Regions from separate parts of the Mus musculus genome. Here regions 1, 2, 3, 4, 6 and 7 are each linked to region 5. The links are chromatin loops, found by intact Hi-C in ENCODE. Cell type or tissue: heart. All regions are shown on one strand.

Region 1 (4,000 bases), 280 kb after region 5:
ATCGAGAGCTGCCGTGTAGGTGCTGCATGGTGAGCCCTTGATAGTTTGCACAGCCTTGAAAAGGGTGACTTTGAGAGCATACTTGTCAGTGCCTTTATAGAAGTTGTCTTGCTTTCCTTTCACAGAGGCATGCCATCGGTAGAGATTCTTGCTGTGCCCTTCCCACTCACTTTACTGCAGCTGCACAGATCCTGAAGGAACAGTGACCCCAATTTATCTCTGTAAATGTATTGTCCTCCAAATATGTAACGGATACAGACCCTCAAGTGGATAAGGCCTGGCTAACCCAGCACCAGTCAACTTGAACTAGTAAGAAGAACTCCATGTGAGATAGTGCCAACAAGAATTAAGCTGAAAATGCAAAAATTATGTATAGACTGAAATCAGAACCAAGAAAGGGCAGGAAGAGAACTATATTTTGAGTCATACCATGATCACACACATGCACATTTTTCAAAACTCATTGTATACATATGAGAATAAACCTTTGTAGAATATACCTCAGTTTACAACAAATATATAGGGCTTCAAAGTCAGAAAATTGGGGAATGAGAAAATCTTGAATCCATTTAAACCTAGCCCTGAGTAAGTTGTGGTGGAGACTCTGGGTCAGGACCAAATGAAAGTGAAACTAAAAATCAGAAGTTAATGTGAAGATTACAGTAAAGACAGAGGTCCCAGAGCGAGTGAGTGTGTGTGGCTTCCTCATCTGTTGCTGCATAAAATTTTATCCCAGAATTTATTAGCATCTTGAAACATAAGCCTCTAGTATTCCAGACAATATACATCAGAAATGCAGAAGCAGCTTTGCCAGGTCAGTTAAGCTTTAGCTTAAAAACTAAATCTAACTCCCTCTTCCAGCCTCCATGGACATCAGGCACACACACGTGTGGACATACATCATTCATACACACAACAGAAAATGTAAAAAGAATAGTCAATAAAAAGTCACCGTGAAGCTGGTCCAATGACTCAGCTCTAACCCCAGCACTCAGGAGGCTGAGGGAGAAGGAGCAGCAAGCGTTCAAAGCCAGCTCAGGCTACAGAGTGAGACATGCCTGCCATGGAGCAAACAGCACAAGACAGAGCTAGAGGTCTCCTGAGGTTGCTGTCTCCTGGGTTAAGAGAGGAATTGGATGAACATTGTGCATGGTGGAGAAAGTCAGTCTCTTACTATGTGTATGCTCTTTAAAAGTTTATGTGTTACATGTATTGGGAAGGTCTTATGCATCCATACCAAACAAACAAGAATGATTCTAAGGTAATAAATAAGAAAGTGGTGGAAAAAAAGTATTTTCTTATGTGTGTTCAACATACTTGAATTTTTATAGAGAATATATAATTAGAATATAATTATAATGTGGCACTCAAAAGCACTAAAATAGGAAGCTTAAGTGTGGGAGACAAGCTTGAGGCACATAGTGACTTCCAGGCCAGCCAGGGCTATCTAGTGAGACTCTGGCTCAAATATAACAAAACATATCTAAACATAGCTCTGATTGAGGTAGAAAATTGCTAAAGGACTTTGAAAATTGCTGAACGTTCATAAGGATTTTGTATTTTGTAGTTCTGAGATGGCCTGTTGGGGCCATCAGAGTCGTTACGGTTGTTCAGGTAAAAGAGGCTGAACAGGGGAGTGATGACTAGAAGAAAGAGCTTTGGTAAAAATGCAAGCTTTAGGGGAGGGAGTGGGTGAGAGGTTAAGCTGAGCTAACTCCTATAGGAAGATGAGCAGATGAGGGGGGAGGATAATGGATTAGGCTTACTGTGTTGGTCTATGAGAAATTCTCATTAAAGTTGCCTAGCCAGTGGTTTCCAAGAACAGGCTGTGCCCTGAGAGTCTCTTGCATTTACATGACATTTTAAATCATTGTTGATAATTACGATGATCAAAGAAAGAGGCTTAAATATGGAATCCCAGTGGCCACTAATGAGTAGAAAGCTAACATAGCACCTGGAGCCAAAATGATCATGCTCTGGAGGGGCTGTGTCCCTCATTCCAAGGTGAAGAGCCAGTAGGTTGTGGCAGGAAACAAAACATGGAGAGGAATCCAGAGTCCAGTGTTGAGATTTAGAAGGCTGGGTTCTAGTTGAGAGCCCTCTAGTGGAGGAAGCGTGGTGTGTAAACTCCAGAGAGGAGTCAGTAAAGCTGACGTTCACAAGACATTATGGATGCCAGCTAAAGACTACCTCCAACCACTTTGGATATAAGGGGCTTACTTTCTCACTGGAAAGAAATTAAGCAGGGCTTAGTTTTAGTCGGTGTATGTAAATTATATGAAACTTTGCCTTTGCTTCTGCCCTACAAGAGGTAGAAAAGAGGTTTTTGAAGATCTGAAACTTTTCCCAAGAATTTCTTCCACAGCAGGGAAGAGACTATCTGGAATTTTCTCCCAAGGGAAGTAGCAGAGCTGGCAGACAGTGCAGAGAAGCTTCGAGGACCTGAATGTCAAGTCCCACAGAGCTCCCAGAGCAGCCGCGATTGTGGGTCAAGGACCCTAGAGGAAAGTCATTTCTGAGTGTGACATTTGCTGTTTATTCAACTGTTTTGCAATGCCTCTTCTGGAAATGGCTTGGTTAACTGGTTCATTTTCTGCATTTATTGTCCGAATCCAAGGTGAGTCAGGAAGACAGCCTGTATTGCCTGCTCCTCCCTTTGTTTCATTGCATTCATTATTATACAGAGAGAAATGTGTGTGACATTTTTAAGTCCGTCACATGCTTACCTCAGAGTAAAATTGCAGACAAAAAGCAGAAGTGGACTTCTTTTTATAAGTCTTCATTTACTTTAATTGCACTGTTTCTAAAAGAACGAACAGAAACTAAAATATTCAGTGTCAAAAGCCAGGCATTAAAACATTTATAGAAAGATTGAGAAAGTTTTAGTGGTAGAAATGTAGGGAAAATTTACATTTATAGTGTGCATCTGTAAGCTTTTGATATATTTAGATATAAATGTAATACAGGGCATATAAAGTTATATTCATAAAAGCATATACTTTATGTATCAAGGGCATCTTCCCATATTAACATATGTTAATTAAATATATAGTATTAAATATATATAATCTTTGAGTTTTAAAAAATTTGTGGGGACCTTTTTAAATATGTATAGTAGGTGACAACTCAATGACTTTCATAAAGTATAGATATCCACATTACCACCTTCCGTATCAGTAAAGAACATCACTGGCCACTACATAAACCATCATCCTTGACCTTTTTCCTGCATGGGTACCAGTATGCTGATTTACATCCTGATGTATAGTGTAGTGTATGGCTTTTGTATGTTTTTGGCTTTAGGGAAGCAGCGTTGTTTCTGTGAGGTCTGCCCATATACTGTACATATACTACTAGTTTATCCTCTTCCTGTTGCTATGGCAGTCTGCAGTAGAAGACACAGATACCATAATATATGCATTCTGCATTTGATGGCCATTTAAGTTTTGGAACCAGGGAATTCTCTGGGTAATGCTCATTTCTGAAGCTTCTTGTGCATGTCTTTTGAGTATGTGTGTGCTGGGTAATCACGCACTCCTGTGGTATGTATACCTCAAGTTCAGTGTTTATGGATCCTGTCCATTTGCTTCTGGAAATAGCCCTGCTATGTGTGAATTCCATGTTCTTGCTAATACTAAGTATTACTGAGTTATTGTTGTTAGATTAGTTTTGAGAGTTTTGTAGCTTTTAAAACATATTAAATTTAGTCAAGCTGTGGTGGCACACATCTTTAGTTCCAGTACTCAGGAGGCAGAGGCAGTTGGATCTCTGAGTTCAAGGCCAGCCTGGTCTACATCATAAGTTCCAAGAAAGCCAGGGTTACACAGAGAAACCTTTTCTCAAAAAATAAACAATATAACAAAACAAAGAAAACATTTAAAGCATGCCAGTTTCTGCTATGGGAATATGCTGTAACTTGATGTCCTCTGGATGGGCTTTGCTACCTGCAACACAGCATGTACAGCTCTCATGGCTGATGGGCACTGTGTTCTAACATGAG
Region 2 (4,000 bases), 390 kb after region 5:
GTCAGCACCTGCCAGCACGCCAGTCTGACTTCACTTCCTTTAGTAACATGGTTAGGGGCTGGTGGTTCAGAGGAATGCTGCAGATGTCAGTGTCTGGATTTCAACAGCACATTTAACCAAATAGCCTATGACATTCCTGTGGACAAGATGGAGAAAACGTGCTGTGCATCTCCTCTAAGTGCAATCACAGGGACCTCAAATACCACATCCAGAAAGCAGTGATGAATGGGATAATGTCTGTTTAAAAGAAGGCTCCATTCTCTTAGTTCATACTCTGAGTTCAACCCAGCTGATATGGTGAGGTTTTTCTCTTGCCTTTTTTTCTTTTAATCAGTGACTTATAGGAAAGCAGACATTTCTATCAAATTAGGATGATGCAAAGCCAGGAGAGTGACTACAGCAGATGACATAATCAGGCTCCAAAGAGCCTGGGCAGTTCTAAATGATGACAACAAGATGCAACTTCACAGACATAAACAAAATCTGGCACATTAGGAAAAGAAACGACAGAGAAACAAAACCTCCAAAACTAATGGACAGCTCAAGGAAGGGGGCATTCAGGGTGACCTAGTCTCACACATGTAAGACGCAGAAATAGATGTGCACGTGCATGTGCGCGCACACACCCATATATTCCCTAAGCCCATGGGTGACTCAGCTCAAGGGAATCCCAGGCAAGGTAGCTGGGAGGTGGCTTTGTAAATAGGCCAATGCAGTGTCCCTGATTAAGAAAGGACTTTGTCACAGGGTGTCCTAATCCTAGCCCATGAACCCCTACAATACACAGCCTTTCCATACTTTGTTTGACTTTTTGGGAAAAGCAGAATTGTTTAATTATCAAGTAGCAGTGCAGAAAGATCCTGGCCTGTGTAATTAAGTACTTGAATCAAGCTGATTTGATGAGGCCAACAGGTGCTCAATTACCTGGTAGCTGTCCATGTCCTCCTCTTCCTCCTAAAAGAAAACAACGTATTATGTAGAACCAAAACAATTATTTACCCCCACATCAGGCCTCCAACCACAACCACTATGTTCTCCCCCAGTTCCTGTCTTCTTGTCTAATTGATACATCACACCTTGGCCTCCCACCCAGCCTTACCAGCCATCCCATGTCGAAGCTGGTAAGACTTGGAGCTTCTAGGGGGGAGTGAAGAGGCTCCCCTGACCTTTTCAGACTCAGTACAATGATCTCCCTGCTGGGCTTACCACCCCCTACTCCAGGGGAAATCAAACACCCGCTGGCAAAGAGTCTTTACCAGCCAGTGGGGGTTCTTTAGAGGGGTGGGCCATGGGAGGAAGTTAATCACTGCTAGGCTTGGTGGTTTGCCAGGCTGAGAGGTTTTAACTCTCAGTTCACCACACAACAGGACAAAGCATAGTAACAGCCTAGTACAGGTGCTCTTGTCAAGACAGTGCACTGAAGGAGACACCAATGGTGGGGCAGGGGTGGCAGTCTCAAACGATTCTGCTCTGCTGTTGCCTTTCAAAAAGCACAGAGCAGGCCCAGAAACTTACATGGACATTCTCGTGGATCTTAGGGGACCGGAGTGGCCTAACTTTCACACACCCAATGCCAACTGACAATATGCACTCTTCCATCAGTGGTAAAGTTCCTGACTCCTGCACAGACTTCACTTCAACTTGAACTCGCCGAGACTGCCCCTGCAGCACAGAGATTTGGGAACATATACACAAACACACACAAAATCAGCTTCATGAGTTTCAAAACTCTGGTTTAGAGAGACCCCTATAGGCTGATATAGAAAAATGCAATTGGCTTTCATCTACCTCATAACTGTTAAGTACTAAAGCATACATTCTAACCTAGTCAGGAAAATGAATTTTCTTTCAAATAGACAGAAAATCAAAATGAGCATATTTTTCTATAATTCCTAAATAACTAGAAACTAAAAGAAAATTATTTTAATGAACAATAGGGGCTTGCTATATAGCTTTGCTATGTAGCTATGTAGCTCTGGCCTACCTACACTGGCCTAATTTTGAATTCAAGGCAATCCTCCTGGCTCAGCCTGGAAAATTCTGGTGCTGGTATGTGACAAAACACCAGGTAAATGAAAACTTACAAGCAAAGGAAATGCAAACAGTGTCTAATAAAAAGTGTTGAACTGAGCCAGGTGTGGTGGTTCACACTGTAACTTTAGTACTCCAGAAATTGGCAGGGAGATCTCCATGCTTGAGGTTATCCTGGGCTGCATAGAGTTCTGGGGCTACCTAATGAGACCTAGACTGAAAAAGGGCAACTTCCAGACAAGGCAACCATGAGAGCTTTTATTTCAACCTACTAAGTGAGAAGTTACTTCCAACAGAGATCATGGTTATGAAACAAATAATGTCAATCCTGTGGGACAGGGATTTAAACTGGCCAAGCTTGGTCAAGGGCTAAACTGTAAGTCACCTTTGCCCCAGCAACTGGACAATCAAGTACATGGATAAGTACTCTGAAGTGCCATGAAGAACAAGGTAGTAGACCTATATGGAATGTGAACAACTGTTTAAAGTGTGATGTCCTATAGCTGTCACTAAGCAACTGGTGCAGAAAAACACTTGCAGCCTACATATGTTAAAGCACAGGGTACCAAAGTTGGGATTCAGTCTTATTTTAAAGATAAGAACTGCCAGGCAGTAGTGATGCACACCTTTCATCCCATCCCTAGGGAGGCAGAGACAGGCAAATTTCTGTGCATTCTAGGCCAGCCTGATCTACAGAGCAAGTCCAGATCAGCCAGGGATACAAAGAGAAACCCTATCCTGAAACAATCAATCAATCAATCAATCAATCAATCAATACAAACAAATAACAAAAAAGATAAGAACTGACCTGTATACAATGCCCTTTTCACAGAATTAAAGAAATCAAGCTGCAAATGTGATCAGAACTGACCCTGCTTGGGTGTCCAGAACAAGCCCTGTGACTCCGCACACTTAGGCAGACACTGGGAAGGGTTCCTGGTATCCCCAAGCATGGTAGGAACAGAGAAGAGCATCTAAGCAACAGAACTTAAACATCCAATTTTAAGTCAATTACTTTTCCTCTCATCTAGAAATTAAGCTCCCAAGAGTTTTGCACAGCCAGGAACATCCACTCAAGCAGCCACAGGCTCGGACTAACAACATCTGATGGACAGTCACTGATCTGAACATTTCCAAGGAGTATGCATCTGATATTTTATGGGAAAAGTCACTCAGTAAACATGTTTTATTTCATTGTTATTATTATTACCCTTGTGTGTGTGCATATGAGGGTGAACATGCCATGGTCCACACTGCAGGTCAGATGACAACTTTACAGTCACTTCTCACCTTTCATCTTCACTAGGGTCCCAGAGACTGAATGTGGGTCTTCAGGCTTATGTGGCAAGCACCTTTACCCACTTTATTAAGTCTAAGGCCACTTCATCATTTCAGGTAGCTGCCTTCTGTCTCTTTAGCCTATCCTGAATATTTGAAACATAATATGGAAGACAGAGGAAGGCTTACTGTCTCAGAGAACACATTGGGACATTCTCTCAGCCACTACTCTGAATCCCATTCCTGCTATTGTGGTCCCCTCTGTTCCTGCAGCATCTCACCATGGTTACAAACATCCCTTACCCTGCTTCTGTGACAGCCTCTATCATCTCACTTCCCTCCTACAAGGGCCTTCGCTCAAGCAGAGCCCCACCTTGAGTCCTTACGCTGTCACCTGAGAGAGGAACCCTTTACCAAGCTGGAGTGTCTTTCTCAGCACTGAGGTGAGGATGCTCGTCCTTCGCTGAAGCCTTCCTGGCATCTCTGGACACTCTCCGTCAAGGGTCTGAGGTACAACTGACACTGACACATCCAGCTGACAGTAAGCTTCAGAAAAGGCACCGAGCCTGGCTTCCTAAGATGACTTCCTAAGGCCGCCAAGGAAAACGCCTAGGGAAAGATCTTCACCCTCAGAAATTCGTCTGTGTCTCCCTACAGTGCCATGTCTCTGCATAATACTGTAGCTGAGAAT
Region 3 (4,000 bases), 52 kb after region 5:
TGGCCTCTCCAGCCTGGTGGCACTTGGCTTAGGCACTTGTGGCATCTTTGACCTATTTCCAGCCTTTAGCCAAGAAAAGGCCGATCACTCCCTGCGCCCCAGCCTTGTCTAGTCAATTTCTACCTCCTGCGCTCATCAGTGGGAGAGAGGAGCGTTACATGTCCCCAGAAAGGGAAGGAGGAAGGATGGTTCGATGGTTAGTTGTTGTCAACTTGACACAAGCTAGGATCTTCTGAGAAGAGGGAACCTCAGGTATGGGTGGGTAGCACGTGCCTTTAATCCCAGCAGAGGCAGGCAGATCTTTGTGAGTTTCAGGCCAGCCGGGTCTACATAGTGAGTTCCAAAATAGCCATGTAGAGGGAGACCTCAAAATGTTCTCCCCCAAGTGGAGAGAGGGAGGAGGGAAGGGGGGAAGGGAGAAACTCGTCTATCAGATTGGCCTGTGGGCAAGTCTGGGGCAGACCCAGCCTATTATGCACAGAGCCACCCTTGGGCAGGTGGTCTCTAGTGTAAAAAAGAAAAAAAAAAAAAAAAGAAAAAAAGAAAACTGAGCCAGCCATGGGAAACGAGCCAGTGAACAGCCTAACTTCAAGGCCTCTGTTTCAATTTCTGCCTCCAAGGGCCCTGCCCTGCTTTAAAGTTTATGCTTCAGCTTCTTTCAATAATAAACTGTGACTGGGATGTGTACGCCTAATAAACCCTTTCCTCCCCAAGTTGCTTTTGGTCGTGGTGTTTTATCATAGTTACAAGAGAGTAAAATAGGATAGATGAGGGAAAGAGCGGAGCCTGACTTGGAGATGGGTGGAGAGATCAGGAGATGAGGAGACTGCTCCAGAAAATCAACTGTCAGGGTTTTAAAAATGTTTTGTTTTGCAAAGGGAATGGTTAACTCAGTCTGCCGTGGGAGTGGAATCCTGTTTTCTCAGCCTCCCTGTCCTGAGCACTGGGTCTGGGTGCTCCCAAGAAGGGCAGGTGGAAGGGTCAGCAGCTGTGAAACCATCTCTGGGGTGCAGTTCTCCTTAAAGTAACAGACCACCCAAGCACAGGGATGGAAATGAGCTAACCTAGCTGGGTGTGTCTGGACTCTGTGGAGGAAGCCCTGGGGCAATAGCCTTGTTTTGGGGGACTCAAATAAATACGGAGAAGCAATCTGACTTTAAACTATACTACAATTGTTAATTTTAATAGATGAGTTTGAACTGTTTTCTAAATTAACTCGTGCTACTTTTAAAATTGATCCTATCTCCTCCCTCTTTCCTTCCCTTCTCCTCCTCCCCCCCCCCCCCCCCCCGGTCTCTCTCTGCCTCCTCTGAGCCCTCCCTGCCCCTGCCCCCCCTTCTCTCTATATTCTCTCTGTAGTAGAAGGGTCTTCCCAATTCCCAAACCACAGAGCCTGGCTTTAAAGTATTTAAAAGATACTCCTTTTAGTCCATAACTTGCAAGGTTGATTAATCTGTTTTGCAAAGCCGGGGATTTTTTTTCCCCCTAAGCATCTACTCAGCCCCGCCCTTTATTTGCAGCTAAATATTTAAAAGTGTTTCAGAACTGTGGGTCATTGCTAGCACGGGGTACCACATTTGGGCATGGGCTTATTTTTAGGTTGAGGGTTACCCAGATTAATGGGGCCTCTTCTCCAGGCTCCTGGCCCTTCTCACAATCACTGGCACCCAGCCTGCGCCTGGGATCCAGGAGGGCAGAGCCCACCGCCCCCCTCCGCCTGTGCCTTCGGACGCGTCCGGAAAGTCACGAATGTCTCTGCGCTTTCCTCTCGCTCGGCAGACGCAGGTTCGGCCGTTTCCGGCCCATCTTCGGCAAGTTCCGCCGGCGCGGGTCGGAAATGGCCGCCGGCCGGCAGGGGGAGTGGAGGATCCGGCCGGCAGGGGGAGTGGAGGATCCGGCGCGGCCTGGGAGGCGCGCAGCCGGCGGCCAGAGCGGCTTGTGGGAAGCGGACTTTCACGCAGGCAACGGCGGTGGCTCGTTACTGACTGGAAGCCGGTAGGAGTCCGGGCGGCATGGAAGCCCGAGGACCCGGGCAGGGCTGGAAAGGCTGGTGGGAAGCACCGGGCAGCCTTGAGCTTGCGGCTGTGGCGGGCGGGGGCACGAGCGGCGGTGCCTGGGAGCTGCGGCGGCGGCGCAGCCGGGTAGGCCTGCCCCGCGCGGGGGCCTCGCTCCGCTGGGGCCGGGCACTAGCGGCCCACGGGAACATCTCCCGTGGAAGCGCAGCCTTCAGCTCCCCGCGATCACTCCCACATCTGGCCGCTTCTCCTCGGCACAGCTGCGCGCCGCTGCCCGTCGGGCTCTTCTCTCCAGGTGGCCACTTCCTGCCAGGGGTCCAGGTGTTGCTGTGCTCTGTGTCCTCCCGGGGCCTGGGTGTGCCACAGCTGAGGGATTGGGGGTCCCCGTGACGCCCCACATGGAGTGACTGTTCTGTTGGCGACAGCCCCATGTCAGAGCCCGAGAAGCTGGGCAGCACCGAGTGTTTGCCCTAGTCCATAGTGAGCAGCTGCTTAGCCTCTGTTGAGATATCCACGGCCCTGAGCCCACTGAAAGTCGATGGGTGTCAGCCTCCAGCCTGGATCGCTGCTCTTTAAATTCTCAAGGCCTTTAATAGATCCTCTTCTTTTGGGGAAGAGGAAAGTCAATATGTGATTTAAGAGGTGGCAGTAAGCGGTTCTTCACTTTTGTCTTGTTCTTGTTCCACTTGGAGAGTCTGGCATTTCAAGGCTGGACTTCTTGACCCTCTCTCTTCTACCCTCCCTCCCTTCCCATCCATCCATCCATCCATCCATCCAAGCAGGCTTGGAGGTTCCTGTCTATTGCTCAACAGTTAGCTTTCCCCTCTGACTCAATGACTATAACTCTCTGTAGAGTCTGGGATGGTGGTTCTTCCCTGGGGCATTGATAATCTTGAGTGAAACTAGACTTTCTCAACAGCTTATTCCAGCAGAGGACTTTTATATAAATCGTAATGAAAGAAAAACCACTTTCTTAAACTCTTACTTGGTGTGTTAAACATATCTATTTCCTGTGAGGATTTCCAGATCTTTGCCCGTGGAGAGCCTGAAGAGCCTGAAGAGTTGACGTTAGTCTGAATGCTTTCTGGAGGAGACCTAGAATTGTGGCTATTAAGAATTGTGTGTGGGTGTTTTGTTTTGTTTGGTTGTTGGAGATAGGGTCACGCTGTAGCCCAGGCTGACCTGGAGTTCTTGGTGAGCCTGTTGCTTCAGCCTCTGCAGTGTTGGGATTATAAAGCTGGAGCCACCAAATCCAGACCTAGCATCTTCAGAATCCTTGAGACACCAGTTTGGACACCAAAGGTGAAGGTAGAACTAACAAAAAGCTTTGTGTGTGTGTGTGTGTGTGTGTGTGTGTGTGTGTGTGTTTATTCTCATCCTCACTTTCTAGAAGAAAAAACCATTATTAAGTACCTGGTGTCTGTTGGAATCTCTTAGTGATTAGGTCTGAGAGCTTTGTTTTTTGCCTGTGAGAGTAAAAGACCTCAGTAACCAGGTGGGAGAGAAAAATGGACTCTAGAAGAGAGGGGGAGGTCTAAAATAGGCTAGTAGCTTTCAGAAGGAAGTGTGCAGGTTGGAAAACGCTGTGCTGTGTGAAGGCGCTAGACCAGGGTGTGGGGTGTGTAGGCAGGCAAGAGGCTCACCAGGAGTTCCAGGCCAGCCTGCTATAAGCCATGATCTCTAGCCTAGTGGGAAAGGTCAGTGAGAGGTGGGGAAGGAGTGAAGCAGGGCCTGTCAGTTGAGTGACTGAGTTGGTTTGCTTCTTTACCTGTGGAACCCAGGGCTTCCCACATGCTGTACGGCACGCCCTCTACCATTGAGCTACAGCCTTTGCTTTGGTGGTAGCTGGAGAGGGGTTAAAGGTATTGTTTAAAGTAAAATAAGGTATTAGAAATAAGAGTGTCTCACCAGATGGAGTCCCGGTGAGGCTCTAATTGTCTCTGTACATAGTTCAGTGTGAAGCAAGGACTAAGAACCAAGGCTGC
Region 4 (4,000 bases), 80 kb after region 5:
AACTAGGATTGTAAAGTAACTGTGCAAAGTGTGAGGAAAGCTGGAAGAGGCCGTGCCAGTTTAAAGATGCAGTGGCTTTAGGCAGTGGCGCTGTGTGGAAGGCAGAGGCTTGCTGTTAGGGCTGGAACTTGCCATTTGTAATCCAGCTGGTCCCGAGTTCGGCAGACTGGGACAGGGGTGCCTGCCAAGCCCCGTTTGTGAGCTGTCTCAGCGGTGTCTCAGCGGTTTCTCAGCGGTGCTGAGCGCGGCGGTCTCTGTGTGCATCTTCTCCCTGGAGGCTGCCCTCTGCTTTGTGCTGTCTGAGTAATGTTTTCACAGGCTTCATCAGCACTGCTTTTAAAACTTCAAATAGACGTGCCTCATAAGTTAAGACAGGCACTTTTTCTGTGCATGTTAGCCTCATAGTTATGAATGAAAATGAGTTCATGGTGTTACTCTCAACTCCCACCCCCTTGATTGTTCTTGGCCCCTCCCCCTTGTTCACAGAGTAGGCGACTCCCTTCCCGCACCACCCCCCAAGCTCTTTGATGTTGGTGCTCATGTGTTAGAAACTCATAGATAGATGCGGCTTCCTAGGCCTCAAGCTCTTCATTCCTGAGCTCTGTGGTCTGCTTTAAGTCAGAGGAAGTAGCCGCTGTTTCCGTCTGGTGCCTGTGTGATGACAAGGCTGGCTACGGAAGTGTGCTATGCTCGAGGCATTGTTAGAGGCTGGAGGATGTTAGGCTGGGCTGAGCCAGTGTGAACTTAATGGTGTGAAGTGCTAGGTCTGGATTGCTGTCCTGGCCACTGCCCTGTGCTACGAAGAAGGATGTGACAGGAGTCTGGGCTTCTCTGAAGGATGGTGACAGAAGGCCAGCTGACCTGGGAATGTGCTGTGTGAAGCAAGCCAGTGTTCCTGTGAGTTCCTCCAACATGACTGATGTAGGCCAAGAGATGCTCTCCGCATTAGAAAGCAAGGCTAGGGGTCAGATGTTGTGGTACATACACTATACACTTGTATCGTATCTCAGCATCCAGAGGTAGAGCCAGGAGAACTGCAAGCCTATGTAGCCAGCCTGGGCTACATAGGTGAAGCAGGAAGACTGCATGTTAAAGGCCAGCCTGGGCTACACACTGAGTTCAGGGCCTGCCTGAACAGCGCAGCAAGAGGAAAAAATAAATCGGAGCAAATACTAAGGGGCCTCCTGACTTAGCCCTGTCATTCCTAAGCACTCCCCATTGCGTTGAATGTTTGGGATAGCAGAGCCCACTGCTTCCTGGTTCTGCTTACCTACTTACTCATCCGCGTGGTTATTTGATGTGCGTTGGACATCTTGGAGGCAGGCAGTATATGTACCATTCCTTCTGGTCGATGCCAGCCTCCTAATTGAAGCAGTAATTTGAAAGCTAGTCTTCTGAGTTACCAAAGTGTAACACAAAGTACGTCCGTATACCTTCCTGGCACAATGTAAAGAAACAGCCACTCCTGGGGGCTGGGGTGGAGGACAGTACTGTTGTAATTTGAAACAAAACCCCAACAAAAATGGGCATGTTTTTTAAGTTCCTTTCGGTTGACTCGTGTCTTTGACATTTGCCATGCTTTTCGCAAACTCCTAGAGACCAGTGCAGAGCTGTGTACAGTGCGTTTAGGAATGACTAAGTCTCTGTCAGGATTTTGTTGCTGAAACCCCGCAATGGTTGGCTGCTGAGTTGAGCACCTAGATTCCTCCTGCTCCCACCTCCCCTGTGCTGGGCTGAAGGTTGAAGCCTCCGCATTTGGCTTCCGAATCAGAGCTCTTCCCCCATCTTCCCTCTTAGGCTTCTTGACAGTCATCTCAGGGATGGACTTCAGTGAACTTATGCACAAACTTGCTTGTGAATCCAGTCCAGAGCTTGTCTGCTATTTGATTCCTGGCTTTCTGGTCTAGCCTAGTCAGGTCTTTTAAAGAATAAGGAGGGAGCCAGCTGTGCTGGCATATACCTTTTAATCCCAGCAGCTGGAGGGTGAGGCAGGAGGATCTCTGTGAGTAGAGGCCAGCCTGGTCTACATAGTGAGCTCCAGAACAGCCAGGATAATGTAGAGAACTGTCTCAAGTGGTGGCGTGGGGGAGAACAAGGAGGCCCGTAATTTGGCGCCTGTGAAATGCAGTTTATTTAGCTTTCAGCCGAGGAACCACCAGGTTCACACTGTCAATGAAAATCGGGTGAAATTTGCACAGCTTTTCTGATAGGCTCCACAGCCATGCTGCTTTCTTTGTACTGGTACAGAGCCATCTGCTGGGGCTCTTGGGAAGTGCGGCTTTGGTTGGTGGCTTGGAGATCCAGGGAATGTCCTCGCAGTTTGCAGCTTGGCTGAGTCTCTCAGGCTCTGTTGATAATCTTGCTGGAAATGAATTCACAGAACTGGTAATCTTAAAGAGAAGCCTGGGAAATTGAATTTCTCTATATAACTGCTGGGGCGAGGAGGGGCTGTGTTTGCAGAACTGCCTGAATACAGTGCTATGGGTGAACACAAGGGATGCTGGGAGAATGAATGAAAGACGGGCCATTTGAGTGAGCCGTCACCCTGTCCCATCATGTCTCAGGTGGCCACACAATCTTACCTGATAACTTCTCTGAAACTGGGCGCATTTAAAGGGGTAGGATTTTTACCATCACTAAACTTGCCTTTGGGGCTTGCTACTTATGGCCATCTTCTCACTCACTGGGGAGCAAAAGCTGCTGAAAATAAGGGCTTGGTGGCTCCCTTCCTAGCTGTGTGTGTGTCCATCTGTCCGTCCATCCATCCCTGTTGATGTTGCTGAGGACACAATCCAGGACCTTACACTCTAAGTGAGCCTTCTACCACCTAGCAGTACCTTGTGTGCTCTGTTCTCTCCCTCTAGTACTCTCTCCTTTGCTTTCCTTTAACCTAGTTTGACATTCTCTGCCTGGTAAATGGCCAGTCTTTTTCCTGACCAGAACTTGGCCTCTGTTTTGTTACCACTGAATCTGGGCTTCGGAGACCTTGGCTACAAACCCAGGCTTTTTTGTTTTGTTTTGCTTCTTTCTTTCTTTGCGCTTGCGCCTGCCTGCTTTCCTTCTTTCCTTCTTTCTTTCCTTCCTTCCTTCCTTCCTTCCTTCCTTGGTTAAATATTCTTGGGACAAGGTAAGTTTTTGAATCTGTTGCTGGGCTCTGCCACCTGGAATAGCATAGATCCTTCTTGGTGTTGATGGGGCTGGAACAGCTGTGGATCTGAGGCATGTCTAAAGCAGCCCTCCAGCTAATCTGTTACTTCACATACATTTGTAATTGACATCATTTTCTGTGATGGAACAGGGATTAATAATACATTTTTCAATGGTGACTTTGGGTTGAAGACATTTGCAAAGTTGGCAGGAGTTTAGCAGACAGGGGCCTGGGAATGTGAAGAGCAGGACTTTAGCCAGTTCCAATTGAGACTGCCTCCAAAGTCATGCTGATGTGGGAGCAGGTATTCTCTTCATAGCCCTCCCCTCAAGGAAAATCATGAGTCTCAGTGGTGTCATAGGGAGTGTGATAGCTCCCTTTGTTCACAGCACGGTATTAGCAGCTTTTTGTTGTTGTTGTTGTTGCCAGACACTGAGGCAGCTTACAGAGTGAAAGGTTTGTTTGGGCTTATGGTTCCAGAGGGACAAGGCACTGTCATGCCTCCACAGGGAAGTGAGACAGCGGGCATGGCAGCTGGGGCTAACCGCTCACATACTGGCCCACAGCAGGAAGCAAAGAGTAAACTCAGAGTGACCCAAGCCAGAATTCTTAAAGCTCTCACCATTGGTACATATCCTCCGGTAGGCATGCCTCCTAAACTTCCCAGACAGCCACCAAGTGGGAGCCAGACCTATGGGGACATCTCCCTCAAACCACAGTGCCTCAGCTATTAGTCCAACTAATGAGGAAATATTATTTTTACTCTGAGAAAGCAAAGAAGATCTCACAGGGAATGGTCCCTCTCACTTCCACGACACCATCTCCCCTGCACAGAGGATGACCTCCTCCTGA
Region 5 (4,000 bases):
AGAAATGGGCCCTTCCCCCAGACCAGGCATTTGGACAGTGTCCGGGCACATCAAATACACACTGTGCAGGTTTCCCAAGTCTCTAGGGCTAGCTTAGCTCAACCACAGTGCCAGGCTTATCTTGAAAGGCAAGGAAGGTGTTACAGGCAGGAAGAAGAGAGCAATTAGTTTGGTCTTACTGTGCTTAAATTATATTAATATTATTTGCTTATATACATACATAATATTACATATATATATGCATATACATATATGTGTATATGTATGTATTATAATATTACAGCCTTTCTGCCATCCATTTGTTTTTATAGGAATTTCCTAAGATTATGCTGTGAGTTTCCAGTGTTTACTCCCAGTTTTGGGTTGCGTCGTCATTCTCTCTCCCTTTATGTGTTGAAGTTTTACACCCCCGATACCACAGAGGAAATCTGATTTAAGTTGGGTCATTGTAGACTCAGTTTGTTTAGGATGAGAGTATGTTGGAACAGAGCAAACCCCTTACCAAAGATGACTGGTCCTATAAGCAGGGATGCAGGCATGTCAGTGGGAACCACTGTAACCAGGAAGATGTTGTCTGTAAGCCCAGGAAGAGGGGTGGGCACAGATTCCTCCCTCTCAGCTTTCAGCACTGGAGCCCACTTTGCTGGGGTGAGTCTCTACTCATAGACTGCTGGCCTCTGGAGTGTGCTCCTGTCTGAGCTCTTTGAGAAGTCTACCAAGCTAACACACTCCCAAAGAAATAGTTTCCTTCTGATACTCTGCCATGATTTGCAGACAAGCTAATTGTTACGGTTCTCTAAGACCTCAGAGACTTTTTTGTGTATTGGTATCTTAAATCACTGAGATGACCTGGGCCTGGTGGTACATGCCTTTGATCCCAGCCCTTAGAGGCAGAGGCAGGCAGGCTATGGAGAGAGAGAGAGAGAGAGAGAGAGAGAGAGAGAGAGAGAGAGAGAGAGAGAGAGAGAGAGAGAGAGAGACTGAGAGACCGAGACCTTGTTTCAAAACAAAACAAACAACAAAACCCCACTGTGTGGGGAAACTGAAATCCTGCTGTGCCGTAGGAAATTAGAACTAGTTCCAACATTCTAGAAACATTTAGAAATTATTTAATAATACATTAAAGGATGGGTGGATATAGCGCTATGCTCCTGGAATCCCAGGACTTTGAGAGACTGAGGCAGAGGGTAGTTCAAGACTGGCTTAGGGTACATAAAGACCCTTTTCAAAAAGCCAGGAAAAAGGAAGGAAGGAAGGAAGGAAGGAAGGAAGGAAGGAAAAGAAAGAGAAATGTAAGGCATATTAAATGGCTATCCTGGGCGCTTTTAATTTTTTGTGCCCCATTGCAATAGCATTTCATAAGTGTCTAGGACTCGGCTGATCTGTGCTTTCACTGGGTAGATACTACACGCTTCTTTGTCATCTTGACATCACTTCTCGTTTTCAACTGTTTTTCTCTGGTTTCAGTAGATTTTCTATTGCCGTCGGTGTTTTAGTTTTCGTTTGTGTTTCTCGGAGGGAAGGGGCTCCAGTTGATTTACAGGTTTCCATTTTATTTAGATATTTTAATGAACAACTGGCAACCAGCCCAGGTCCCCAGGGTCCGAGCCCGCAGCTGCACTCCGGCTGCCGTTACAGAAGCGCCCGCCAGGGGTCAGCACAGGCCCGACATTGGCCTGAGTGTCCCACAATGCACCGGGCTTCAAGCAAGGTAGGCGGGCCAGTCAGAGTTGCTGCTGCGCCTGTGCGGCAGAACCTCAAACTGCGGAGCGGGGCATCCCCATCAAGGGTGCGACCTGAACGTTTGGGCGGGGCCTATATTATGGGGCGTGGTCTATTGAGAGGGTTTGGGCGAGTTTGCGGGGTGGGACTTGGCTGTGGGGGCGGGACCTGGACTTCGGGGCGGGGCCTAGCTGATAAAGGCATGGAGGGGCGTGGTCTACTGTCGGGGGCGGGGCCGGACCAAGAGTTCTGCGAATGTGGAGGTCCATGGGTGTTGCAGACCTCGGCTCCCGGTGTTGTGGCGAGGTAGGGGCTCTGGAGGTTCATATCTTGAGGGCGGGATGTCCTGGAGCGGTGCGGGCGTGACTGCGGGATCTGTAGTTTTCTTTGCATTTCCAAGGTCTCGGGACACCAACTCGGGGCGTCTGGGATCCATTGTGGTGTTTTGTTCAGCTCCAAGCTGTCCCTCTCGTGGGAATGGACGTGACTCTCGGGCGCAGGTGGCTGGTGGGAAATTAGAACCGTGGATTCGAGGGCGCGCACTGCGGGCAGGGATGAGTGGCAGCTGCCACTCCTCAGAAGGTGCTGTCCCTTGAGCTGAGCCGCTGAGGCCCTGATGTCCCAGAAGCCCTGAATGCCACTCAGGATGGCCCCTGGGGGGCCCAGCCCCTCATTGATCCGGAGTGTCTTAGTTTTCGAGTTCATAGTTAGAACTTTGCAAAAAGTACGGTTCGGTAGCTAGGAAGCACTGAAATGCCTGGCGGTTTGGACTTGAGCGTGTCTGCCCCCTCAGCCTGTTCCTACTCCTCTTGGACTTAGTCCTGTAAGTCTCCTTTCTTATTTTCTGTTTCCTTGGGAATGTCACAACTTGGAGGCTTCAGGTCGAAATGCCCATTAAGGTTCTTCCTCAGACCCCTGTTTCCAATCATGTTTTAGTTTTTTTCCTTGTGTATGAGCCTGCGTGTATGTATGTACATTCACTGTGTGTGTGCCTGAAGGCCAGCAGAGGAAATCGGATCCCTACAGTTAGGGATGGTAGTGAGTCGCTGTGGGTATGCTAGGGACTTCTAGAACTCCCATCCTCTCTTAGAATAAAATGTGCTCTTAACCCCCGACCCATCCCTCCAGCTCCATAAATTGTAATTGAAAGGCTTGTTTTATCCTGTTACACATCCATTTTCATAAGCCAGTTGATTTGCTTTTACTTAAACTCTAAGAAATTTCTTATTGCTTAGTAATGTTTATAATTAGAAAAACTATATCGAAAAGGTGATAATCCAGGTGAACACAATCCTAACCAGCAAATGAGTCTCTTGGTGGGAGGCTGTGGGCGGTAAATCAGGCAAACTTGGTTCTCAGACATTTCTGCCACCAAGAAGGCTGAAATATGAAAACCATCTTCACTGTGTCTTCCAAACCTAAAATGTAAATAACTAACACACATTCCTTTTCTTGGTTGCTAGAATTCTTGACTTGATGATCAAAACAACAACAACAAAAAAGTCTTTTTTTTTTTTTTAAGTATTCATTTCTTCTTTTGAGAGAGTGTCTCTCTATGTAGTCCTGGCTTTCCAGAAACTCACTAGATAGCCTGGCCTCAAACTCACAGAGATCCACCTGCCTCTGCCTCCCAAGTGCTGGGGTTAAAAGTGTGGGTGTCACCATGCCCAGCCTCCCCCGCCCCCAATGCTTCTAAATGGTTACTGAATTACCTCTACTCAAGGAGAGGAGTTGACTAACAGTTTGGGTTCTAAATCTTTGTAAAGCAGGAACCTACCTTAATGGTTATTCTGAGTGACTTCATTACTCGGGGATTGTTCCAGTCTGTTTTGTAATGACAGAACACCACCCTAGTTATTCATACACAGATCCTGTTCAGTAGACATCCTATGGTGCTAGGGCTGGAAATGCAGAGATAATTTAAACGTCAGCATCTGGAGCTAACCTAGGAAGGTATATCAACCCAGACAGTGTGGTACTGCAGCATATATTTGCCATGGGGATGGGCGGTGTGGTGATGGGCCAGGCCACAGTGACAGGGCTTTATGTCTCATCTGTTAGTTGCAGGGGTGGGAGAAGACATCTGGAAAAGCTGACACCAGACATAAGTATTAAGGGTGTCTGGCAATCAGGGTCAAGCTATAACAAAATCACAGTGGGCAAGGAAGGAAATTCGAGAACCCAGACAGATGAAGAGTAAGATAGATACCATGCTGCGTGATGTGAGCCAATTCCAAAGGATAAATAATGTATGTCTCTACTTGAACAAGGTCCTTAG
Region 6 (4,000 bases), 270 kb after region 5:
GCTCTCAGTACCTTCATCTGGTCTGGTTATGGGCAGCACCGCTTTCATGGCTTGAGTTGGAAATAGTTGGTAATTTAGGTTTTTTCTCCTAGACTTTTGTTCACTTCACCTTGATTACAGATTTGGTTGAGATACCACTGTTCACAAGATTTCCTCATGGCCCTTTTTATGTCTGCAGAGATGAGCCCCAGCCTCACCAGTGAGTTCTTTTTCTTTTGGCTTGTGTGTCTAGCTGAAGGCGTACTTGCACCTGCAAGCTTCTGTCAAAGCACTGCCTTGGCCTCTCCATTGTGAAAGTTTATGATATGGCTTTTTTCTTACATCTCAAAGTTATTTTATAATTTCTTCCTTGGCTCATTGGCTAGGAAAGTATTGTTTAATTTCTCTGTGTTGTTGGGTTTCCCAGGGTTTTTCTCTGCTGTTTTCTTTTTCTCATTTAACTCAGTAGCTTCTACATTTTAGGCATGCACTCCACCACTGCTGCCTCCAGATGCCACTGATCCCATAGCAACTGGAGAAATAATCTGTTTATTCCTTCTGGAAATAGTGTCACCTTTTCTGGAGAGTGTTCCATGTACACTTCTCTGTAGTTTGAGGACTGAGGGACATGTCATTCTCTAAAGTAGAGTAAATGTCACCTTGGTAAACATGAGAGTGACACGTTTTCTGCATGTGCTGGGTAGAACGTTTGCTCGGCTTTGCTTCCTGTGCATGTGTTGTTTCCTTACTGTTCTCTAACTATTTTATTTCTGGAAAGTGGGGTACCTACAAGTGGTGTGTTAGTTTTATGAGTTTCTCCCTTCAGTTCTCATTAGGTTTTTGTTGCATGGAGTTTCCCCTCCCATAATTCCTCCCATTCCCCTGGACCTTCCCTTTCCCCCAAATCCACCCGCACACCCATCTCCCTAGAAAAAAGCAAGCCTCTGAGGGACATCAGCTGAACACAGCACAACAAGATATAGTAAGACCAGGCACAAACCAAGGTGGCAAGGCAACCCAGTAGGAGAAAAAGGGTTCTACGATCAGGCAAAATAGTCAGAGCTATCCCCCACTCTCATTGTCAGGAGTCCACCCTCAAAAACACCAAGCCAACCACCATAACCTAGATGGAGAAGACTTCATGTAGACCCATGCTGGTTCCACAATTGCCAATTCTGTCTCTATGAGCCCTGCTTAGTTCATTCTTTTGGGTTATCCTCTCCTGTGCTCTTGACCCCACTGGCTCTCACTGTGACTTCCCTTAAGCTCTCACTGTGACTTCCCTTAAGCTCTAAGAGGAGTGACCTAATGAAGACCTCCAACCTGGGCTGTCTCTTCACCTAATATCTAGCTGTGAATCTCTGTGGACGGCCCTTCAGCTGATGATGAGTGGACTTGGCACCAGTCTATGAGTATAGCAGACCATCATTAGGGATCATTTCATAGACAACCCCATACCCGCACTGCATTTGGTTCTACTCAGGTCTCTGGGTTATGCAACTTTTGGTTGCTGGTTATCCAGGCAGTGTCAGGCTTGGGCTCCCTCTTGTGGCATGGGCCTCAAATTAGACCAGTCATTGGTTAGACACTCCTACATGTTCTGCTCCATCACTGCCCTAGCACATTTTGTGAACAGGACAGATTGTAGGTCGAAGGTTTTGTGGCTAGGTTGGTATCCTAGTCCCACCACTGGAAGCCTTGCCTGCTTATAAACGATGTTCAGGCTCTATGTCCTCCATTAGTAGGAGTCCTTGTCAGGGACCACCTTGTATATTACAGAGGGTTTCAATTGCACTAGGTTTCTACATTACCCTGCAAATGCCTTCCTTTTCCAGTTTTCTCTCCCATGCTCTCTTCCTTTACCCTCACACTTGATCCTTCCTATTTCCATTCTGGCTTTCCCCTAGTCCACCTGCAAAATCTATTCTATTTCCTCTTCTCAGGAGATCCATGTTTACCCCCTTGAGCCTTCCCTGTTACTTAGCCTCTCTGGGTCTGTAGATTGTAGCATGATTATCCATTATTTACCAGCTAATATCCTCTTATAAATAAGCACAAACCATGTTTGTCTTTCTGGATCTGAGTTACCTCACTCAGGATAATTTCTTCTAATTCCATCCATTTGCCTGTAAATTTCATGTTGTCATTTCTTTTTAACTGATGAGTAATATTTTTACATTTTCTTCATTAGTTCTTCAGTTTAGGGACATCTATGCTGTTTCTAATTTTTGGCTATTATAAATAAACCCACTGTGAACATAGTTGAGCAAATGTCCTTGTGGTATGATGGAGCATCCTTTGGGTAACTGCCCAAAAGTAGCATAGCTGGATCTTGAAATAGATTGATTCTCATTTTCTGGAGGAACTGGCACATTGATTTCCATAGTGGCTTTACAAATTTGCACTTCACCAGCAATGGAGGAGTGTTCCCCTTGCTCCACATCCTCACCAGCATGAGCTGTCACGTGTGTTATTGATCTTAGACATTCTGACAGGTGTAAGATGGAATCTCAAAGTAGTTTTGATTTGCATTTTCCTGATGGCTAAGGATGTTGAACATTTCTTTTAAGCAGTTTCAGCCATTCACAATTCCTTTATTGAGAATTCTTTGTTAAGTCCTGTACCCTATTTTTTAATTGGATTATTTTGTTAGTTGATGTCTAGTTCCCAGAGTTCTTTTTGGTTAGTTTTGTTTTGTTCTTCAGACAGGGTTTTTCTGTGTAGTCCTGACTATCCTGGAACTCAAGTAGCAGGCCAGGCTGGCTTCAAACTCAACTGTTTGTGCCTCCACAGTGCTAGGATAAAAAATATGTGCCACCACGGCCAGCTGAGTTATTTATAATTTTGTATATTAGCCTTCTATCAGATGTGGATGGTGAAAATCTTTTCCCTTTCTGTAGGCTGCCATTTTGCCCTATTGATGGTGTCATTTGTCTTACACAAGCTTTTCAGTTTCATGAGGTCCCATTTATTAATTGTTGATCTTCATGCCTGTTTTATTGGTGTTCTGTTTAAGAAGTTGTCTCCTGTGCCAGTGTGTTCAAAACTATTATTTCCCACTTTTCTCTTGTATTGGCTCAGTGTGTCTAGTGTTATATTGAGGTCTTTGATCCACTTGGACTTGAATTTTGAGCAGTGTGATAAATATGGTTCTATTTGCATTCTTATACAGTCAACATCCAGCTATACCAGCACTGTTTGTTGAAGATGTTTTCTTTTTTCCATTTTGTATTTCTGGCTTTTTTTTTTAAATTAAAAATCAGGTGTCCATAGGTATGTGGGTTTATTACTGGGTCTTCTATTCAAGTCCATTGGTCAATGTGTCTGTTTTTATGCCAATACCATTTGGTTTTTATTACTATGTCTCTGTAATAACGGCTTGAAATGAATATAACCAGAAGTTCTTTTATTGTTGAGGATTGTTTTAATCCTTGGCTTTTTGTTTTTCCTTATGAAGATGAGAATTGTCCTTTCAAAGTCTATAAAGAAGTGTGATGGAATTTAGATGCTTATGTTTAATCTGTTGATTGCTTTTAGTAGGATGTCCATTTTTATTATGTTAATTCTACTCATCTATGAGCATGGGAGATTTTTCCATCTTCTGATATCTTCCTCAATTTTTTTCTTCAGAGGCTTGTAAGTTTTTATCATACAAGTCTTTCACTTGATTGATTAGGAGTTACCCCAAGGTATTTTATATTACTTGTAGCTATTGTAAAGGGTGTTGTTTCCTTGATTTCTTTCTCAGTCCATTTGTATATAGGAAGGCTACTGATTTGTCTGCTTGTTTATTTAATCTGAAACCACTGTACTGAAGGTGTTTATCAGCTGTAGGAGTTCCCTGGTAGAATTATTTGGGTCTTTTATTACATACTATCATATCATCTGCAAATAACAATACCTTGATTTCTTCCTTTCTGATTTATATTCTTTGACCCCCTCTGGTTGTTTTATTGCTCTCACTGGAACTTCAAGTATTTATATTGAATAAATATGGAGAGAGTAGACAGGCTTGTCCCTA
Region 7 (4,000 bases), 120 kb after region 5:
GCCAACCACAGCAGCAGACGCTGCTCCTTATCCAGTACAATGGCCGATGTTAGACCCACCACACCAAATGCTGGCCAGAGTGTAGTACAGAGGACTCTCTCCCTCCTTGCTGGTGGGATGAGAAATGGCACAGCCACTGTGGAAGACTTTGTTGTTGTATATATACACTTACCAGAGGACCCAGTAATCATGCTCCTTTGATATTTAACTCAAAGGAGCTGATAGCTTAAGATCCACATGTACAGCAGTTTGCTTACAACTGTCAACACTTGAAAACAACTAACATGTCCTGCAGTTGGTAAACGGATAAACTGGCACATCAAGATAAGACTATGGACTATGAATTCAGTGCTGAAGAAGCTATGAGAAGATGGAGATGAATGCATTACTAAGCAAAAGATGAGAATATGAAGAGGCTGCACACTACGTTGGTTGAACATTGGCATTCTGGGAAAGACAATGGAGTGGAGGCAGAGGTTGCACCACAAAGCCCACATAACTCTGGATGGGCCTTTGAGTACACAGTAGGGGCATCATCCAGAGTTCTTGTGCATTTTCGGCAATATTCTCGTGTATTATGGTATACAGAACAGAGGCACCAAGTGTGTTTATAGCTGTGTCGGACACTGCTGTTTCTGAAATGGAGATATCAGCCGAGAATTCTTTTAACAAAAATCAAGGAATAACCTGTCCAATAACAGGAGAACTATTAAGAGTGAATTAAGTCACTGTTGTGTATCTGTGATATAGGACTGATGACTGGCCGCAATAACACAGTAATAATACCACGAGTCACCCAGAGGAAAGCGAGTGAGATGCAAACCACTGATGGGGATCAAACAGAGGCACAGACACACCCAGCAGGTCTATAAGGACAGGACTTCCCATATGGTCCAGGGAATACACAGTTGGTAAAGTGCTTGCTGTAAGGACCTGAGTTTGGGCCCTCAGCACCCACATGAAAAGCTGGTGTGCCTATGTGTGCCCAGTCCTGGGGATGTGCAGTCAGGAGGATTTCTGAGGCCTGAAAGCCAGCCAGCCTGGCTGAATTAATAAGGTCCAGCTTCTGTAGGATAACTTATCTCAGCTTGGCGTGGTGGGGCGTGGTGGCGCACGCCTTTAATCCCAGCACTCGGGAGGCAGAGGCAGGCGGATTTCTGAGTTGGAGGCCAGCCTGGTCTACACAGTGAGTTCCAGGACAGCCAGGGCTACACAGAGAAACCCTGTCTCAAAAACCAAAACCAAAACCAAAACCAAAACAAACCAAAAACAAAAAAACTTATCTCAAAAAACCAAGGTGGGGGGGGGGGGGAGGATTAAGGTTGGTAACTGATGCACACATATATGGACATATATATATAAATAATTTGAAAATTAAATAAATTTTACATATATGATTGACATGTCTAGAAGGAACATTTTAAAGAGAATGTTTACTTTTATTTAATGTGTGTATTTTTGCCTGTATATATTGAGTCAGATCTCCCGGAACTGGAGTTTACAGATGCTTGTGAGCCACCACGTGGTGGTGGGAATTGAACCTGGGTCCTCTGGAAAAGTATCCAGTGCTTTTAATTTTAACTACTGAGCATTTCTCCAGCCCTTAGAGAGAACATTTGGTAATAGATTTGCTCCTATGGAAGGTGGGAGTAGATATCAGAATAAAATTCCCCGGAATAAGCTATAACAGGAGGGCTGTGAACTGCCCAGACTTATGGTAATACGATGTGTTTATTAGAGGGAGCAAATTAATTAAATGAATTGTGTGCTGGAGTACTTTTCAACCTTTCTATTTATTTATTTTTTTGAATTATAGTCTTGCTGTGTAAACCTGACTGGCCTGGAATTCACTTTGTAAACCAGGCTGGCCTGTCTCTGCCTCCCCAGTGCTGGGATTAAAGGTCTGTACCTTACTCAGCCCCTTTCACAGCGTGTGTGTGTGTGTGTGTGTGTGTGTGTGTGCGCGCACGCGCATGCGCATGTATAGTTTAAGACTTAGTGTTGCTGGATCCCAGGCTGGCCTGGAACTCACACCTGTCTGCTCCCGCAGTGCTGGGTTTACAGGCGTTTGCCACTCTACCTGGCTCTACCTAGGGCTGTTTTAGGCATGAAGACTGCCACTATCCTATGTCACACCACCACCCACATTTCGTTTGGGCCCTTTTGGTATTTTCTTACCTCTGCATGTGGGAAAGGTGGTTCTGGGAGGTAAACTTTACTCTGTTTGTTGTGACAAAGCCTTTAAAGAGGAAGACACAGGTGTTAGGCAGTGTACTGGGCGTCTACTGCCACCTAGTGGCAGCAGCACAAACACTAAACACTCCAGTTTTTTAAAGCTTTCACTCTGGCATTGACTCTGAATAAAAGCTGGGCCTGGCTCATGCAGGATGCTGTTTCAGGTAAGTACAGCTTTTATGAAAACAAAAACAAAAACAAAACAAAACAAACAAACAAAAAAAACCCCAAAACCAAAACCAAACCAAACCGAACCAAACCAAACTAACAACAAAAAACCCCTACTTGTTTAAAATAATCCAGTCCCAAGGGATGGTAGGCCCTCTTCAGCCTCTGCAGGCTGTGCACTGCGCATGTGTTACACAGACAGTCATGCAAGCTGAACACACACACATAAAATGAAAATAAGTAAATCTTCAGAAAAGAGAACAAGAACTAAGAAGTAATAAGAGAGCAGGGGTAGTGGTGTATGCTTGCAATCTCAGCAGTTAGAACCCTGGGGGAAGGAAAATCCAGAGTTCAGAGCTAGCCTCAGCTACATAGTGAGTTGAAGCCAGCCTCAGCAACACGAACCCTGCTTCAAAGAAGCGGTGTGTGAGCCCATGCAGCAGTGCCCGTGCAGAGACCGGGCAGCCGCGCAGGGGCTGTACACTAGACACTCAGGTTTTGGAGCTACCATTTTTATAACTGTTTTGAGTTTTGCTTTGTGCATGTTAGACAAGAACTCTGCCTTGGCACTGTGTCCCAGACTTGATTTGGATCTGGGCTGCTTTCCACTCTTGGTCCTTTTCCTGTTTCAGGATCCAGTCTGAGACACCATGTTATGTTTAGTGCCTTTCTGAGACATGGCTTCTTGCTGCCGCCCACGCCCTCTCCATTACAGTAGCACTACTCACACCAGTTGTAGGGAACTGAGATGGGAGGATTAGAGTTTGAGGCCAGACTGGGTTACATACCTAGAGAGACTTTGCTCAAAACAAAAGCTACAGAGGAGCCTCGGAAACTGCAATGTGACAAACAAGACCAGAAAGCTCAACAACTGGCCAGCCGATGGGCTCTGACTGTCTGTCTCTGTCTGTCTGTCTGTCTGTCTCTTTCTCTCTCTCCTTCACTGTCCTGGGACTCACTCTGTAGACCAGGCTGGCCTCAAACTCAGAGATCCACCTGCCTCTGCCTCCTGAGTGCTGGGATTAAAGTGTGCACCACCATGCCTAGCTTGGGAACTCTCTTTTAAGGACCCTGTCAAAGTACTGTAAAAACAATAGGTTCAGAGGTGAGAATTTAGACTAAGTCCCCAAAATGTATTTATTTTTTTTCTATCTATAGTTTTCTTTCACCTTTCATTATTATTTTTTTAAAGATTTATTTTTATTTTATGTATGTGAGTACACTGTAGCTGTCTTCAGTCACACCAGAAGAGGTCATCGGATCCCATTACAGATGGTTGTGAGCCATTACAGATGGTTGTGAGCCACCATGTGGTTGCTGGGAATTGAACTCAGAACCTTTGGAAGAGCAGTCGGTGTTCTTAACTGCTGAGCCATATTTCCAGCGCTTTCACCTTTCTGTAAAAATCTCTTTTTGGGAGAAGGTAAAAACATGGCAGACACCTTCAGAGAATCACCTGCACATCTAAATGGATACTAGCTCTTGGACACTAGCTGTGTCTGCATTTCAGGTTCAGGAGGGAGAAATCTGAGAGCTTAGTACTGTACCCTGAACAGTAGAGGGCAATGCAGAAGGGACCACAGGACCACTTGCAGAT

What was found. Hi-C counts contacts between places; a loop is a spot of excess contacts. Peaks named below come from ENCODE experiments on the same cell type or tissue, not always from the same donor. Only the 100,000 strongest peaks of a DNase experiment are listed, where the experiment ranks them.
Region 1: it touches region 5 in a loop (3.0-fold over the local background); 7 of 42 quality-filtered maps call a loop at or near these places.
Region 2: a loop joins it to region 5, with 2.3 times the contacts of the local background. A loop is called at or near these places in 13 of 42 quality-filtered maps.
Region 3: it touches region 5 in a loop (6-fold over the local background); 21 of 42 quality-filtered maps call a loop at or near these places.
Region 4: a loop joins it to region 5, with 5 times the contacts of the local background. A loop is called at or near these places in 28 of 42 quality-filtered maps.
Region 6: it touches region 5 in a loop (4-fold over the local background); 6 of 42 quality-filtered maps call a loop at or near these places.
Region 7: it touches region 5 in a loop (8-fold over the local background); 37 of 42 quality-filtered maps call a loop at or near these places.

Annotation. Positions count from the first base shown.
Region 1 is chr14:64,863,740-64,867,739 of GRCm38, reverse strand. All of the region lies in intron 4 of Hmbox1 (homeobox containing 1), which reads left to right. Among named protein-coding and RNA genes, the nearest start is that of Hmbox1, 84 kb to the left of the region's middle. In heart, a CTCF peak has its summit at 2,109 (motif pointing left); a DNase peak (open chromatin) is centred at 2,049.
Region 2 is chr14:64,762,665-64,766,664 of GRCm38, reverse strand. Kif13b (kinesin family member 13B) reads right to left here. Exons shown (of 40, transcript NM_001081177.2): 25 at 1,516-1,662; 26 at 925-954. Among named protein-coding and RNA genes, the nearest start is that of Gm26225, 11 kb to the right of the region's middle. In heart, a CTCF peak has its summit at 1,758; no DNase peak of the experiment used is centred here; H3K27ac peaks cover 283 bases.
Region 3 is chr14:65,095,992-65,099,991 of GRCm38, reverse strand. It overlaps Extl3 (exostosin-like glycosyltransferase 3), which reads left to right and starts at 1,886. Exons shown (of 7, transcript NM_018788.3): 1 at 1,886-1,995. It overlaps Gm52119 (a long non-coding RNA gene), which reads right to left and starts at 622. Exons shown (of 3, transcript XR_003951142.1): 1 at 1-622. In heart, a CTCF peak has its summit at 1,880 (motif pointing right); DNase peaks (open chromatin) are centred at 1,831 and 2,401; H3K4me3 peaks cover 1,982 bases; H3K27ac peaks cover 3,082 bases.
Region 4 is chr14:65,067,715-65,071,714 of GRCm38, reverse strand. The region is part of intron 3 of Extl3 (exostosin-like glycosyltransferase 3); the gene reads left to right. Among named protein-coding and RNA genes, the nearest start is that of Gm52118, 23 kb to the right of the region's middle. In heart, a CTCF peak has its summit at 2,255 (motif pointing left); DNase peaks (open chromatin) are centred at 264, 674 and 2,254; H3K27ac peaks cover 1,346 bases.
Region 5 is chr14:65,147,838-65,151,837 of GRCm38, reverse strand. It overlaps a transcript of Extl3 not described here. Among named protein-coding and RNA genes, the nearest start is that of Gm41177, 22 kb to the left of the region's middle. In heart, a CTCF peak has its summit at 1,639 (motif pointing right); a DNase peak (open chromatin) is centred at 1,827; H3K4me3 peaks cover 1,769 bases; H3K27ac peaks cover 1,253 bases.
Region 6 is chr14:64,874,126-64,878,125 of GRCm38, reverse strand. The region is part of intron 4 of Hmbox1 (homeobox containing 1); the gene reads left to right. Among named protein-coding and RNA genes, the nearest start is that of Hmbox1, 74 kb to the left of the region's middle. In heart, a CTCF peak has its summit at 1,524 (motif pointing left); a DNase peak (open chromatin) is centred at 1,385.
Region 7 is chr14:65,024,644-65,028,643 of GRCm38, reverse strand. It overlaps Ints9 (integrator complex subunit 9), which reads right to left. Exons shown (of 17, transcript NM_153414.5): 11 at 2,179-2,239. Among named protein-coding and RNA genes, the nearest start is that of Gm52118, 20 kb to the left of the region's middle. In heart, a CTCF peak has its summit at 2,288 (motif pointing left); a DNase peak (open chromatin) is centred at 2,293; H3K27ac peaks cover 24 bases.